Regions from separate parts of the Homo sapiens genome. Here regions 2 and 3 are each linked to region 1. A link is an interaction called in ENCODE POLR2A ChIA-PET data of the cell type or tissue named here. Cell type or tissue: GM12878. All regions are shown on one strand. Links, peaks and the distances in the headings refer to the core of each region. The heading gives the core; the rest is flanking DNA. Region 1 overlaps SACM1L (SAC1 like phosphatidylinositide phosphatase). Region 2 has its middle 27 kb from the start of CCR9. Region 3 has its middle 41 kb from the start of LIMD1.

What was found. Peaks named below come from ENCODE experiments on the same cell type or tissue, not always from the same donor. Only the 100,000 strongest peaks of a DNase experiment are listed, where the experiment ranks them.
Region 2: POLR2A ChIA-PET joins it to region 1 with 5 read pairs; 2 of 35 experiments call an interaction of 5 or more read pairs at or near these places.
Region 3: POLR2A ChIA-PET joins it to region 1 with 5 read pairs; 4 of 35 experiments call an interaction of 5 or more read pairs at or near these places.

What each region holds. Positions count from the first base shown.
Region 1 is chr3:45,691,401-45,696,886 of GRCh38, forward strand. All of the region lies in intron 1 of SACM1L (SAC1 like phosphatidylinositide phosphatase), which reads left to right. Among named protein-coding and RNA genes, the nearest start is that of SACM1L, 4.7 kb to the left of the region's middle. RefSeq lists an enhancer at 2,745-2,884. In GM12878, for the core only: no CTCF peak of the experiment used is centred there; a DNase peak (open chromatin) is centred at 2,741; H3K4me3 peaks cover 678 bases; H3K27ac peaks cover 2,378 bases.
Region 2 is chr3:45,910,868-45,916,353 of GRCh38, forward strand. It overlaps a transcript of LZTFL1 not described here. Among named protein-coding and RNA genes, the nearest start is that of CCR9, 27 kb to the left of the region's middle. RefSeq lists enhancers at 4,402-5,486, 5,041-5,310. In GM12878, for the core only: no CTCF peak of the experiment used is centred there; no DNase peak of the experiment used is centred there; H3K4me3 peaks cover 150 bases; H3K27ac peaks cover 109 bases.
Region 3 is chr3:45,551,196-45,556,681 of GRCh38, forward strand. No RefSeq gene overlaps it. Among named protein-coding and RNA genes, the nearest start is that of LIMD1, 41 kb to the right of the region's middle. RefSeq lists enhancers at 28-1,227, 2,280-2,379, 3,640-3,689. In GM12878, for the core only: no CTCF peak of the experiment used is centred there; DNase peaks (open chromatin) are centred at 2,452 and 3,206; H3K27ac peaks cover 1,183 bases.

The DNA.
Region 1 (5,486 bases), core at 1,468-3,967:
CTGCCCTAAGGAGTATTCTTTTTTGGATGCATTTAGAAGTGAAATTGGTTTCTGTGTAAGAATTGGTAGGAGATAGTAGCCATTTTTTAAAATGTGTCTGGAGATGTGTTTTAAGAAATATCCATGCAAAAGAGATAGTTCGATTATTTTATTACAAAAGGATTGCTAAAAGGATTTATTTAAATGTTGAAATGCTTGTTTTTTTTTTCTTTTGTTTCGTTTTGTCTTTAAAGAGATGGGGTCTCATTCTGTTGCCCAGGCTGGAGTACAGTGGTTTGATCATAGCTCACTGCAGCCTCTAACTCCTAGTCTCAAGCGAGCCTCCCACCTCAGCCTCTCGAGGAGCTAGGACTACAGATGCACACCACCACACCTGTCCTACTTCGGATTTTAAATAATAATTCTGTCTGCATTATGCCATGCTTTTTCTCCAGCCCATCTCTGCCTTGTTGAATTTCACCTTTCTAATGCTCTGGTTTTATCCTCTACTTTCCTGCTTACAATTTCCAGTTCCATCTTACTGACCTATAGGATCAAACTTGCATTTCTTAGCCATCTGTATATTCTAGCCTTTTTATAATCTGTCGCCTAATTTATTTCCCGTAACTGCCCAGAGCCTTTTCCCCACTTCTGCAAAACTTGGCTCATCCCCTTCTAGCTTCAAACTTGGGTGTTATTTTGATCCTTCTACCCAGAATGCCTTCTTCCTCTCTGTTCTCTTTACATACTGGTCACATCCATGGTAGAGCCAAGAGATCTCAGGTTTTGTTAGTCAGAATGGATATGGATTCATATCTTAACTTGACTACTTGTTTTGTGTCCTGGGCATAGTACTTAATCCTTCTGAATTGGTGTTTCAGTCTGTAAAATGGGAATGTTGATACTTCACAGGATTATTGTAAGGTTTGAAAGAGAGTTTTTTTTTTTTTTTATTATTTTTGTGAGACAGGGTCTCACTTGTCACCCAGGCTGGAGTGCAGTGGTGTGAGCTCAGCTCACTGCAGCCTCAGCCTCCCAGGCTCAAGTGATCCTCTCACCTCAGCCCCCAAAGCATCTGGGACTACAGGTGCACATCACCATGTCTGGCTGATTTTTTCTGTTTTTCAGTTTCGCCATGTTGCTGAAACTTGAACTCCTCGTCTTAAGTGATCCATGCACCCTGGCCTCCCAAAGTGCTGGAATTACTGGCATGAGCCACCATGCCTGGCCCAAAGAGAGTTTAGATGAAGTACTTAGTGTACCTCATAGGTACCTTCTTTGAGAAATGTTTTCTTTCCATGTCTTTTCCTTCACTGAGTTCTGGTAACAGTTTTTAAAGCCAAAAATGAAAAATTATTGTAACAGGGTTAGACACCAAATGTTTACATGATTTATGTATTCTGTCTCTTAGGATCAGTTTACAGTGCATTTACTTTCTCATGGACAAGAGGATGGAAAGCTAGAATGGTCAATCCATAGTACTGTTTGAACCACTCATTTTGTCACTTAGAAATGAAATCATTATGTACACCGTTATGTGACTCTTACTGACAGAGATACATTCTGAGAAATATGTTAGAAATATGTTAGGCAACTTCTTTGTACAAACATCAGAGTATAATTACACAAACCTAGATGGTACAGCCTACTACACACCTAGGCTATATGGAATAGCCAGTTGTTCCTAGGCTACAAACCTGTACAGCAGGTTACTGTACTGAATACTGTAGGCAGTTGCAACACAATGGTAAAGATTTGTGTATGTATACATACATAAACAAGAAAAGGTACAGTAAATATACGGTATTATAAGCTTATAGGACCACCATCATATGTGTAGTCTGTCGTTGACCAAAGCATTGTTACATGGCACATGGCTGTACTTTGTTTCTCCAACCAGTTTACACCTTAACATTTTCTTCTCTAGTCCTCCTCAGTACCTAACATAGAGCCTTGTGCAGAGCAGCTCCTCAGTGAATCAACTGAGTAAATGAAAGGAACTTTCCAGTATAGACCACGTACTAGCACTGCAAAAAGAACACAGTCTAGGGTAATTTGGAATGTATCGTTTTGAAGAAACACAGCTTAAAAGTCATTTCATGTATATTGTCTTCCCAGTGTCTCTGTGAGGTCATAGGTTGATAGGTATCCTGTCATTGTTGAAAACAGTCTCATAATTGCCCTTGGCCACAAAGTCAGATCATACAGCCAAGCCATGGTAGAGCTAGCCTTGGAATACGGCTGGTCCAGAGTCCAGTGATCTTTCCATTTCATTGCATTATCCATATGACCTTTTTTTCTCTTACCAGATTGCTCTCGCATTAGTCCTCAGACATGCCAGGTATTGAAATGAGTCACTTACAACCAAATATAGTTGACATGTCCATATTAATTTCCATATGTTTAATGTGGAAAACAGAATATTGATTTGCTCAGAATTTAAAATTCATACTTTTTAAACTTCCAGGCAGTTCTAAATATCCTGTTAGGCTCCATTTTTCTTTTTAAGCCATTTGTATAGGCATGGATAATGTCAGACAGTGATAAATTTGAAATTGCAAAATAATTAGACTGGAAATGTAATTTTTAAGAAGCTTATCTATCCCTGTATATAAGCTAAAATACCTTGGCAGTTCGGCGTAGGTGTCACATTTCCTTTGCAGGGAAATGACATCAAATGTGGTTTGGGCACTTCTTAGGCCCCTCAGACCTCAAGCTCATAATAACTTTCTAAAAGGTTCAGTGGAAAGTTAGAGGTGCAAAATTATTGGATACATTTAAAGCATTTTTTCTTCTTTTTTTTTCTTTTTCTTTTAAAAGGTCAGTTGAAACTAGGTGTAAGGCAGGGAATCCTTTAGTTACTGCATCAGGCTGCAGCATGCCTCTGAAGAGTACTGTTTCCTCAGGAAATTGCCATTTTTAAAAGAGTCTCATAACTGTGAGGTCATCAGTCAGGGCAGATATGATCCAACCTTGAAAACAGATGTAACCTAAGCTACCTTGTGATACAGACACATATAATCTGTTCAATATAATGAACATTCATATTATTCACAGAAGTCTCCCGGTGGAGGGAAGGGTGTAGGGCAGCTCAGATTATTCTCATGAGTTTTAGCACAGACAATATGGGGTTTGTATCCAAAGCATTAGTTGGCTGGGAGTTCAGGCTAGTTCAGGCTTACCTAGGCTCACGTGGCTAGCCTAGGTTAGTGCTAGGCTACATCAAATGACTTGGTATGCTTGTTTTAAGTGCGTATTCCAGGGCCCCACATTAGGCCTACTGAGTGAAAATCTCTGGGGATGAGCGGTGGAAATCTGCAAGTTTAACTAGCTATCCTGGTAGTTTTTATGCACTCTGAAATATTTTAGGGCTGGGCATACATAGCTGAGTTAGGACCAGAACATGCTGGTAGAAGAGAATTCTTTGGAAGATATGGGGCTCTGGTAGATTGTGCTGTGGATTAGAGCTTCAGATTAGGTGGAATTTGGACCTAGTCCTGTGAAGAAGTCTGGTTGAGAGAATGGGTTTTAGGGCATTCAGGGAATAGGATATAGGTGGGAACACAGAGTTTTGAGAAAGAGGATAGCATTAGAATGAGTCTTTCTAGAAACACCAACTGGTTTGGAATTGGGTTGTGCCCCTGGGGAGTCTGTGATGAACTTGAGCTATAGGAGAGGCAACCAGGGAGGGCTCAGTGAGGAGATACCCAAAGGGAGGATGAATGGGGGAGGTAGGAGCACCTTCTGCCTATGAGTGTAGTATGTGCAGGGGATCCTTCTTTACTAAGTTGTTTTCTTTTTGCTCACCAAACCTAGTAAAGTGTTGTGCCTCTGTCTTTTCAACCAGAGATGTATTAAATTTGATCATTAAGACCTTGATTTAATTCTTTTTTTTTTTTGAGATGGGGTCTCACTCTGTTGCCCAGGCTGGAGTGCAGTGGCGCAGTCTCGGCTCACCACAACCACCACCTCCCAGGTTCAAGTGATTCTTGTGCCTCAGCCTCCCTTGTAGCTGGGACTACAGGCATGCACCACCAGGCCCGGCTAATTTTTGTATTGTTAGTAGAGACAGAGTTTCACCATGTTGGCCAGGCTGGTCTTGATCTCCTGACCTCAAGTGATCCACCTGCCTCGGCCTCCCAAAGTGTTGGGATTACAGGCATGAGCCACTGCACCCAGCCAAATTCTTTACGTAAGATTTTTGAGGGAATATGTTCTTGCTACAGTTTTATGACATATCACTGTGGCTCCTATGCAAAATAGTGGTTTCATTATTTTTAAAAATTGTGGTAAAATAAAACATTAAATTTACCATCTCAACCATTTTTAAGTATACAGTTCAGGGGCAATAAGCACATTCATGTTGTACAACCGTTATCACCATCCATCACCAGAACCGTTTTCATCTTGCAAAAATAAACTCTGTACCCATTAAACAACTCCCCATTTCTGTATCCTCCCAGCCCCTGGCAACCACCGTTCTACTTTCTGTCTCTATAAATTTGACTTCTCTAGATGCCTCATGAAGTGGCAGTATTTGTCCTTTTATGACTGGTTTATTTCACTTAGCATAATGTCCTTAAGGTTCATCCATTGTGTAGCATGTGTCAGAATTTCCTTTTTTTTTTTTTTTTTTGAGATGGAGTCTCGCTCTGTTGCCTATGCTGGAGTACAGTGGTGCGATCTCGGCCCACTGCAACCTCTGCCTCCTGGGTTCAAGCAATTCTCCTGCCTTAGCCTCCTAAGTAGCTGGGATTTCAGGTGCCTGCCACCACGCCCAGCTACTGTTTTGTATTTTTAGTAGAGACAAGGTTTCACTGCATTTGCCAGGATGGTCTCCATCTCCTGACCTCGTGATCCGCCTGCCTCGTCCTCCCTGAGTGTTGGGATTCCAGGCCTGAGCCACTGTGCCTGGCCCAGAATTTCCTTTCTAAGGCTGAATAATATTCCATTATATGTATGTACCACATTTCGTTTGTTCATTTGTTAATAGACACATAGGTGGCTTCCACCTTTTTGGCTATTGTGAGTAATGCCAGTATGAATGTGAGTATACAAATACCTTTTTGAAACCCTACTTTCAGTTATTTTGAGTATATACCCGGAAGTGGAATTGTTGGGTCATATGGGAATTCTATTTTTAATTTTTAATGGGCCACCATACTGTTTTCCCATAGTGGCTGCACCGTTTTACATTCCCACCCACAAAGCACCAGGATTCCAGTGTCTCCGCATCCTAGCCAACACTCGTTATTTTCTATCCTGGGTTTGTTTTTTTTTTCCTTCTAGATAATAGCCATTTTAATGGGTATGAGGTTGGTAAGTAGTAATGTTTTTGTAGTGGGCCAGTTTTACTCATTGATTTGACAGGATTTTAAAGAGATCAGTTGTCTGAAATAAGACGTGAATGTTACATGAGAGATAAATGTTTTCAGACACTAGAAAATCGCAATGCCAACACTGAAAGAAAATAAAAATATTTGATGTTAATATTATAATTAAAGATA
Region 2 (5,486 bases), core at 1,160-3,659, 220 kb after region 1:
AGGGCATATTTAGCTTGGGGTCTCTCATGTGGCTGCAGTTAGATATTGGCTGGGGCTGTGGCCACTGGAAAGCTTAACTGGAAAGCTTAACTACTGGCTTAGGGCCAGTAGTTGATGCTGGCTGCCATGCAGGGCCCCAGCACACGGCAGCTTCAGCAGGGAGGGCTCAAGGTACTCAGACCTTTTACATGGCAGCTGGCTTCCCCTGTGCAAGAGAACCAAGGGGAAGTTGCAGGTCCTTTTCTGACATGGCACCGGAAGCCACACAGTGTCCCTCTGCTCTTCCACTGGTCAGAGCAGCCAGAGGCCAGCCCGGAGTCAAGGGACTCGAGACTCCACCTCTTATTGGAAGGGTGTCAAATAACTCTAGGGCCATATTTTAAAATCACCAAAGGTGGCTACTCTGTAAATTAACTCATCTTTCAATGATCCCAATCACTCGGTCCCCCAACTTGACTAGCTGACTAATGCCCAGAAGTAATCAAAAGAGCCAAGAGAGTAAAAGGGATTGGACAAGGTGTGGATGTCTTTCTCAATGATAACAGCTATCACATTTTGAGGCACAGAGTAGCTAAGTGACTTGTCCCAAGCCAGAGGAAGTAGGTAGTGGCACTAGGAGTTGGATCCACGTCTTTCTGATTCTAGAACCCAATCTCTTAGAGGCTGTTGTACTTTCTCCCCAGTTGAAGTTCAAGCACTGATGTTCCAGTGGTCAGTTTGCACCATATGATCTGGATATAGCTCTTCTCACAAAGGCCCTGAGTCAGGAGGACAGGGGGCCCTAGCTGGGCCAGCCCCTAGGCAGGGGAAGAGGAACTCTGGCCATATTGTGGCTTCCTCCCAGGCCCTCCCCGCTCATGGCTTTATGCCGTTCAGCTTTGCTGGTAAGTAGGTCACCCCTTTGGTGAATGCAGAAAGACATCAACAACTGTGTAATGACTCCAGCATATAGGAATTGGGCATTTGGTTTTTTACTGGGAATTTGAGATGGCCGTAAGATGATGTGAATGTCTTTTTAGAAATTAGTTTTCGCATTTTAAAAGTTAAACTGGCACCTACTAAAAATACTTCAAACGACATAGAAAAGTATAAAGAGAAAAGTAAAAGCATCTTATTCCTGCCACCAACTCCAAAGCCCCACCAGCTCCATCTGCCAAGGCAGCCACTGCTGTGTCCAGCGTCTTTGTCAGGAAATGTCGCATGGGTGTGAATAGTGTTCGTCACATAGTCTCCCAGGGTGCCGTCATATACTGCTTCAATCCAACCCACTTTGAACAAATCCTTTCCTGTTTTTTGCTATCACAGACATTGTGGCCATGAAGATTGTTGCGTGTGTTTTTGCGTACTTGTATGAGTGTATCTGGAGGAGAAGGTGGGTGTTTTACTGAAGATGAAAATTGAGGTGGAAATATGTGCAAGAAGGGAAGATTATAGACTCTTTGGTAGAAATATTACAAAAATGGTCCCAATTCTCTACCCCTCACTGTCCCTGTGCCCTTTATAAAGTGACTTTGCAGTTCCTCCCATCCAGAGGAGTCCCTTTTCCCACACCTGGAATCTGGGCTGGCCTGTGACTTGCTCTGACCAACAGAACACTGTTGAAATGATGTGCCAGGTCTGAGACTGGGCTTTGCGAAGCTCGGGCACTTTTACTCACTCTCTTGGAAACCTGCTCAGTGGCCATCTGAATAAGCCCAGGCTATCCTGTTGGGGTCAGGGAGACCACATGGAGTACAGCCAAGTTGTCTGGCCAAGACCATCCTAGCCTAGCCAGCCTTTCTTTGACCAACTGACCACAGATGTAGGAGTCAACCCCAGCCACGATTAGCCAATGAGCAGCCAACCCTCAGACATGTGGGAGCACAGCCTCAATGCGTAGCTGACCACGGGCAGACAAGGGAGTGAGCCCACCAAGAGTCCAGAGCCCCCAGTCAACCTGCATATTCGTGAGCAAAATAAATCTTCAGTGATTTAAGCCACGGTTTTGAGGTTATCCAACTTCAAATAACGCAGAATAATGCAGCTTGGTCTGACAACAGGTAACTGATACAGCCTTTTGTATTAACAATCATAATAAAGGTCTGAAGGTCAAGGGCTGCCATAGCAAATCCTGGTTTATGGAAAAGCTTTTTATAAGTCATCAGATAATCTAAATTCAAGTAAAATGAGAATGGTTTAGAGAAAACCACTCCTACAGCTGTCTCAGCATAACGCAGTAGCAGTAATATGTTCTGTAAATGGTTCAGACTTACCATCTTCCCTGGGTCTTGGTTCCTCATCTGTAAAAGTGGGCTGACTTACAGCAAGAGCCTAGAAAATTATACAATTACACAAATTAAACAATGCTACTATTGTTACTATTAACAAACCAGTGCTGCAATGAGCTGATCTTTCTCTTGTTTTTCATGAGGACCTGCCACAACCTAAAGATCCTTAACTTTTTTTTTTTTTTGGCCTCATCCACACCTTTGACAATCTGACAAAGCCTATAGCCCCTTTCTCAGAATGCTTTAAAATGCAAACAATAAAATAGAATTACAAACCAATTAAATTGAAACACAATTCTCCAAATATTAAAGCAGATATATGAACTAGTAATATATGTGTCTTTTTACTAATGCATTACATAAAATCTATCAGATCTAATGACAACCTTCATTTCCGAGTGGAGATAAACATAAATGATACTTTGAGAGTCTGCAGAAATTGTCATGTAATACAAAAATATCTGCCATTTCTACTGGTGACAAAGTGACAGGTCTAGCTAGTACTAGTGTGGCATGTTGTCTCTAGTCATAATTGAAGGAAGACTTAAATTTTAATTAGTAGTTAGGGTAAAGATGCCATTTTTTCCCCCACCCATTTTCAAAGACCTTTGATTCTGTGTACCGACCAGCTTAGGAACTCCCTCCTAAACTGACCTCCCCAACGCATACCCCCTGGATACTTTCTCCATTTCTTAAAATTTGGACATGTATGGAACTCTTCTGGATTTGGGGAAGGGGATGTTTTTCCACTCAGAAATGATCTGCCAGTTGGCACCAGAACCCTTGAATAAAAATATAAGCCATAAAAAAGTTATGGTTGTAAACTATTTTACCCTTAGAATAGTTTTATACCAGGGGATTCATTTAGAAACATCCTCCTCTCCAAGACTGAAATTTCCATCATTGCGCCCTAGTGCTTGGGCTAATGGATTTGAGGAAGACGGCCTGGTTCCAAGATTCAAGGATCACAGGTAGAGTTAAATTAGGAGACAGATCAATTAGTTCATTTCCTCCTTTCCTCAAATTCTAATCAAAACAGTGGTGACACAGCAACGTTCACCAGGACCACCTGCTCCAGCATCACCTGGAGGACCTGTGAATGGACCAGACCTGATGAACCAGAATTGGAATGGGTGGTGCCCATGGATCTGCATTTTTTTTTTTTTTTTTGAGACAGGGTCTCACTCTGTCCCCCAGGCTGGAGTGCAGTGGGGCAATCACAGTTGCAGCCTCAAACTCCCAGGCTTAAGGGATTCTGCCACCTCAGCCTCCCCAGTGGCTGGGACTAGAGGCGCCTGGCTAATATTTGAATTTTTTTTGGTAGAGACGGGGTCTCCCTATGTTATGCAGGTTGGCCTTGAACTCCTGGCCTCAAGTGATCCTCCTGCCTCGGCCACCCAAAATGCTGGGATTATAGGCATGAGCCACCACACCTGGCTGGATCTGCATTTTAATATGCCTTCAGGTAACTAAAGCAAGAGAACCTTCTCCTAAGAATCTCTCTGCAACTTCCTTTTATTTACTGACACCTAATAAATGAACAGTTGACTCTGGAGCAAAACTGAGCCCTGGGTGAGTCTTGGGCTTTTCCTGATGGCTCAATACCTGAAACTTTCATAACCAAAGAAGATGGGGGCCTGATCCAGGACCAGTTCTGGTCTCCTTGTCCTTCTTCCACTGGTCACCTTCAGGGCATGAATGTGTGGTCCTCTTTCTGAGACCACCCAACAGCTGGGTGGCGTCCCTGCTGGTGCAGAGGAGCTGCCTCTTCCAAGACCTTGGGTTCCACATAGGAACCCTGTCGCTCATTCACAAGCGTCGTGGGAGGACTGGACTGAGGCTGCTGCCCCTGCTGCTTGTGAAAGCATGCAGGGCCCTGTTTGTGAAAGCTTGCAGGGCCCTGAAGCCACCTCTGAGGCAGAGGAACAAACCGGCTTGTCTTTCCACATCAGCAGTCACTGCCTTTGGTGTCTGTTCCCTCAATGGTCCAGGCTTCCTTACATTAAAGTGCTGCCTCCACCAGATGCATGGGGCAGCTTCAGCCACACCGACACCGTCATTTCTCACTGCCCCTTTCTTCCAATGAGAAAGATGGCTTCTGCTAAGCAGCCCTGGGTCCAGCCCTCCTTGCAGCCTTTAGGGAGGCCCTTTCTGTTACCCCTCTTTTCTCATCACTGCTTTGCTCTCCGATCTTTTATCCCCGCACCGCCCACCTCCGCCCCACCCTTCTCCCTCACCAGCTTTCCTCTCTCAAGCCAGGGAGAAGACAGCACCTGCCCCACTGACCTGGAAGACGGACGTTTTGGCCTCCCAGAAATGGCTTCCTTCTCTCCTCCGAGGCTCAGTCAGAGTCGGCCTTGGGAGCAGAAAGCGGGGGAGACCTCCTGAAATCATTTTTTCTGTGATGATTCTATGGACCCACAGGCCCGAAGACAGACCTGTCCTAGAAACAAGGACTTCCTTTTGGTAAGGACACTCATGCATCTCAGGTTTTGTTCATTTTTTAGCTAAAAAAGACTTAATTCATTCAAGGCTTTAGATGGGGCTGTCAACTCTTAGATAACCTCAGTGCCAGCATGGTGGGAGGTGTGAGGAAACCACACTAGTCTCCGACCTCCCCAGAGCTTGCAGGATGGGGGCGGGAGGAGGGGACACACATCAAAGCCCAGAGGTTGGCCATCACCCTTCTGCTCGCATTACCATCCTTCTTCAGAAAACAGCGGGTGTGGGAAAAGTAAAAGGCTGACCTTTCCCTCACCCCTAACCCACTTTGAATGTCTTTCATAATTGCTATGCTTTCCCCCCGCCCGGCTTTTGAGGCTTCAGCTTCAACTGCTGTCTCAAAAAAAGTCCGTTTTCTCATCTTGGGCTACTGGTTTCACCATCTGTTTGCTCTTCAGATGTGTGTGGGTGGCAAGAGGAGATTTTTCCCACGCGTCTTCAAACTGAAAGGGCTGACCTTGCTGTGAGGAGCCTTCTGAGTCACCCAGGAGTCTCTGCATCCTCAGCCCTCACCCGGCAGAGTGGCAGGGAGGGGCGGGGCACCTCTTTGTGCCACAGAGCCTGTGAACACTGAACTGGGCCCGGATTACCTGGAATCAAGCGTGGGGCTTGGAAACCCTCCAGCAAAGACTTGGGTCATCTTGAGTTATTCTGCAGTTTAGCAGGGTGGGGTGAGGTGGAATGGAGGATTTTGACCTGGAGGTCCCCAGATCCCAG
Region 3 (5,486 bases), core at 1,965-4,464, 140 kb before region 1:
AACTTTCTTTCTTTCTTTTTTTTTTTTTTTTTCTTTGAGACAGCGTCTCACTTCATCACCCAGGCTGGAGTGCAGCGGTGCAGTCTAAGCTCACTGCAACCTCTGCCTCTGGGGTTCAAGTGATTCTCGTGCCTTAGCCACCTGAGTAGTTGGGATTACAGGCATGGACCACCACACCCAGCTAATTTAGGAGGTAAACTTTCTTAACTGGCGGGCCCAGCTGGACTGTATAAGTCAAGGAAAGGCAGAGGGGTAGATAAAAAGGAGAGTTTTCCCTCGTCTTTCTTCCTGTGAGAAGAGCAAGCAGAAAACAGCTGTTTCGTGGGCTGGGTCCCTGCCTGACACTCAGAGCGTGGGTGGCTAAAGGCTCTCATCCAAGCTGATGAGCTTGGAGAAAGGAATCTAGGGTGACCAACAACGAGCAAGTAGGGAAATCCCCCGAGGGCGGGTGGGTGGTTGGTGATGGTGCTGGTAGGGAGGGGAGAGCCTGGAGCAGCCAGGGAAAGGCCAGTCCTGTAGGCAGAGGCCTCAGATCCAAGGGTGGGCCCAATGACCTCACTCCAGGCCTCCAGTGCCCTCCCTCAGCCTGTCCACATGAGGGGCTGGAGGCAGCTGTGCAGAGATAATGAGGCCCTGGAGGGGAGGTGGTGACCAGGACTGCTGGAACCCAATGCCCCATGACTCATCTCCCTGTGCCTTAAGCCCTGAACTTGAATTTCAGTTCTTATTCAGCCTCTGGAAGAGCACACCTAAGACAGACACCCTGTATACAGGGGCCATGGGCTGCAATCTCCCGACATTACAACAATAATATCTATCATTTCTGAGGACTAATTATGGGCCAGGCCCTGTTCTAAGTGCTTTGCCACATAAGGAGCCTTGCCCAAGACCACACACAAGAAGGTGGCAGAGCCGTGATCCCACTCTGCTCCACCTCGCTGGTTCCCAAAGACCTTTATGCAAACCAGCCCTTGAACCTCCTGAATTTTCCCAGATGGTCCTTATTTATAGCTTTCTCTCCAGTTGTTCCCCAAATGCCCTAGAGCCTGCCAAAACCACACTTCCTCATGTGTATCTGTGAACGTTGGCTCGCTGTGGGCACACACCTGGTTGAATGCATCCCTGAAGTTCTGAGGCACCCAATTCAGCATGTGGGGTCGGCTCTCTCTCAGCCTGGGACTGACGGCTCCCAGGGAGCCATCACCCCTGGCAGACAGAGCCTCCTTTGGACACCATCCCTGGGACCTAGAAGCCAGGAAGCCATCCTTGCTCAACTCCACCTACTGTGAGGAAAATCCCATGGCAGAGGGGAGAGGGGAGACCTGTTCTAGACCTCCCCGATGATAAGCACTCCTTGGCATCTCAGCAGCCCCATCTGTGTCTTCCGCAGATCATCTTTTCCACAAACAATAGAAGAGCCCCATCTGGGATTAATTGAGGAGGGTTCAGCCCTGGTCCCATCCAAGGGAGGCCTCACCTACCACATCTGCTGCTGCATACTCATGGCTGCCTTCAGAACTCAGAGGAGAACTAGATCTTAGGGGAGGGGTTCCCCTTCCTCAGGCACTGTCGCGGGGGTGTAGAAAGGAATAATGTGTCCTTTACACTGTGAGATCCATAGAGGAAGCAGGCACCCAAAGATTGATGCCATTCATTGGGTCTGGTTTGTCAATCATCAAGGCCAGACTGGGCCAGAGGGGCTTTGTCAGGTGGACTCAGAGAGAGACTCACTTGTCAGTGCACAAGAGGGCAGCCACTGCACAGACATAGGCTGAGAGCTGCGAAGAGGGAACCTAAAGCAAGTGTCGCCAGATATCCCCATTATTAGTTATCAGCTAACTCTTAGTTTTCAGTTAACATCATAGTTTCCAGGAAATATTTTAGTTTTCTATTAATATTTTAATTAACTACTAGCATCAGAGTCATCAGCAAATATCTAAGTCATCAGTAAACATCTTAGGTGTCAGTTTCCTCTGAGTGAATGTAGTAGACCTCTTAGTCATCATTTACTTCATTATTACCAGTTATGCACTAATAATTAGTGGTCTGCTAATATCTCGTCTACCAATCATCTTCAGCAATAAACATGCTTTAATTATCAGCTGATAATTAATGTAGCCATAACAAATAAACCCCCAAATGTCAGTGGTCTGACCCAGCAAACTTTATTTCTCTTTCCCATGAGTCTAATCCTCTAGAGAAGGGAACAGGGGAGGAGGTTCTGTTCCGTTCAGTTCCAGCTTGACGGAGGGTTCGTGCAGACTACACAGTCTTCAGCTCTTGGCTTTCATGGTTGCCCCTGACATCAAATCCAGCCCGCAGATAAGGGGGAGAGAGGTGGAGTGTCACAGTGGCTTTGGCCAGGTCTGGAAACAGTGTACATCACTTCTGCCCACTTCCTCTTGGCCAGAATTCAGTCACGTGCCTCAGCCAATTGCTAGGGGCTGGGTAGCCACTTCCCAGCAGCAACTCTGCAGGAGGGAAGGGGGGCCTGATCTTGGAGGGCAGCTGGCTGCCTCTGCCACATGGACAATCTTTGTTTTCGAATTGTTGCTTGTCAGTGTACACCTAAGTTACCTTCTAAGTATCTCAGGTGTCTGCTAACCACCTTGTTTTGCAGCTACTCCTGAGTCACAGCTGTTTGGCTTCTAAATCTGTGACAGCTGCTGTGAGTCTAAAATAGCAGAGCAATCACAGACTCTTGTTGCCTGCCAAACTGGGATGGTGCCTGCCCCTTGCTCGAGACTTTGCATGGAGATGTGTGAAGTCACGGACGTGCTTTGTGCCATTTTATAAAATACCGGGTTTACTCCGAGGGTTTGTTTATTGGTCCCCAATTCTCCCCACCTTCCTTCTTCTGTGAGGCTAACACATTGGTTTGTGAGACAGTTTGGAGTATTTTGTTTTAGGGGGTGTCAGGACATTTTGAAAGGTAGAGAAAGTCAGGCTTCCCAGATGCCCTGCAGGAAACCTGGGAAATTCTCCAGATTCCTGCTCCTAAAAGGTCATGGCTGCTCATTCAGGGTGGAAATGTGACACTTCCCCAGAAGCCTCACTGTGCTCTGGTCTAGGAGACTCACACCTCACCCCAACACACACACACACCCCACCCCACCCCCCCCACACACTACATACACCATACACCACCTACACCACACCACACACATGCACACGTATACACCACATACCACACATTCATACACACCACACAGCTGAGGGCCTGCTTTGGGGGAAGGTAATTTATTTTTGCCTGACAGAAGAACGTGCCTCACACCATGTGGCTGTGGAGGTGGAGAGGGCAACGTAGTCTTGAGAGTTCATCAGAGTCACAGCTGTTAGGGAAGTGCCTGGGCCTGGGGCCAAGGTGGACAGTGAAACAGGAAGGCTGCCCCCATTTCCACATGTGCTCACATGGGGCTCCCCCACCTGAGGCCTCCAACTACAGGTGCACCCCTCCCCTGACAGCACCCACCTCTGGTGGGAGTCTTCTGTATGATTAATAAAAAGCGTAGTAATAATAATCATATGTAATGGCCATGGTATATTGAGTGTTACTTTTTTTTTTTTTTTAGACAAGGTCTCACTCTGTCACCCAGGCTGGAGTACAGTGTCATGACACTGCAGCCTCAACTTGCCAGGCTCAAGTCATCCTCCTGCCTCAGCCTCCCTAATAGCTGGGACCGTAGGCATGCACAAGCACACCCAGCTAATTTTTTTTGATTGTTTGTACAGACAGGGACCTACTCCCTTTGTGCCACAGATTGAGCTTGACAGATGGCCCAGAGGGTGAGGGGGCTTTCAGGAACTTGTCTGGGCTCTATTGTTTATGAACCATGAGATCTTTGCAGGCTCCTTAACCTTTCTGTGCCTCTGTTTCCTCCTCTGTGAAATGGAGAGAATGGCTCCAACCTCTGCCTTGTGAGGGTGCACTGAAGCAATGTGTGTGTAACAGGCTCCGGACAGCGCAGGGCGCACAGTGAGTGCACTACTCTTCGGTCATCCAGCACTCTTAGGAGGACGTGTTTCATCCCATGGAATCCTCACCAGCCATGTGTGAGGAGTGCTCACTTTACAGATGAGGAAACAGGCTTGGCAATATCAGGTAACCTGCCTGAGGCCACCTGGCCTCCCTTCTGCTCCGGCAGAAGCCCCACCCTGGCCTGGGTAAGCCTGGGAGCCAGTGCCACATCCTGATGGGGATGTGGACAGGGAACAGGCAGCCTCTCCGCCCTCCAGTGCCCTGAGGAGCAGCCTCCAGAGGAAGAGGAGTTGCCAGTCTCCCTGGCCTGCCAGGAAAAGGTGAGTCCTGAGGCAGTCCTGTGGGGTGCATTGGCTATCCAGGGAGGGAGAGAGGAGGAGGTCAGAGGCCTGGTCTTGATTCTCATGGGCTTCCCTTCCTGCAGCCCTTCCTTTTCCTTTGGCCACTCATGACTGCGGGTTCCAGCCTGGGCAACATAGTCAGACCCCATCTCTACAAAAATTTAAAAATTAGCCAGGTGTGGTGTGCACACCCGTGTCCCCAGCTACTCAGGAAGTTGAGGTGAGAGGATCACTTGATCCCAGGAGGTGAAGGCTGTAGTGAGCTAAGATCACGCCACTGCATTCCAGCCTGGGTGACAGAGCGAGACCCTATCTCAATAAAAATTTTAAAGACTACTGAGTGACCACAGGTGGGGTGGGTGTTCCCTGGGGGCTGCAGCGGAGATCAGGCTCAATCGAGGTCCATGCTGGGACCCGTGAGAGGTAGTGACAAACAAGGGCCTCCCAGAGGGTAGTTGAGGCTCAAGGTTGGCTTTGGGAGTCAGGGAGAGACAATGGTAGTGGGATGGAGGGGTCTTCCATCTTGTTTTTTTTTTCTAGGTGCTGATCTCTCCCTGAAACCCAAGGGTCAGTTCAAGAGATAGGAATTGTGACTGTCTGTTGCTCCCCCAGGGTGTGTGTGTGCCTGTGCCCAGGCACTGAGCAGTGGCTCAAGGGCAGAGTCCAGGGGAGGACAAAGACCACCAGGTCACCTAGAGGGTTGTGCTCACCTGCACCTGCTGCCACAACCCCACAAGCTACTACAAACCTTGGATCAGCCTCACTGCTCTGTAGTATGCTAAGCAAATTATATCTGGAGTTGAATAAGACAGTCTGTCCATTCCCCCACCTCACTCCTCACTGCTTCTTGGATAGGCAGGGTGCGCTCCTGCCTCAAGACCTCACACCTGCTGTCGCTCTACCCAGAGAGCTCCTCCCCACATGGCTCACTCTCTCCTCCTTCTGTTGTCTGCTCCCAGTGAGGTCTTCCCTGGCCATCCTACATAAAATACCACCCCACCCCAGCACTCCCTACCCCCTAGCAAATAGCAGTATATTTTGCTTAATTTCCTGTGTCTTGTTCTATCATTTGTCTTCCCTTCCAGAATATCGGCATCATGAGGGCAGGGACTTTTGCAGCTTTATTTATTTATAGCAGTTTTATCATCTATTATATCTCCAGACCT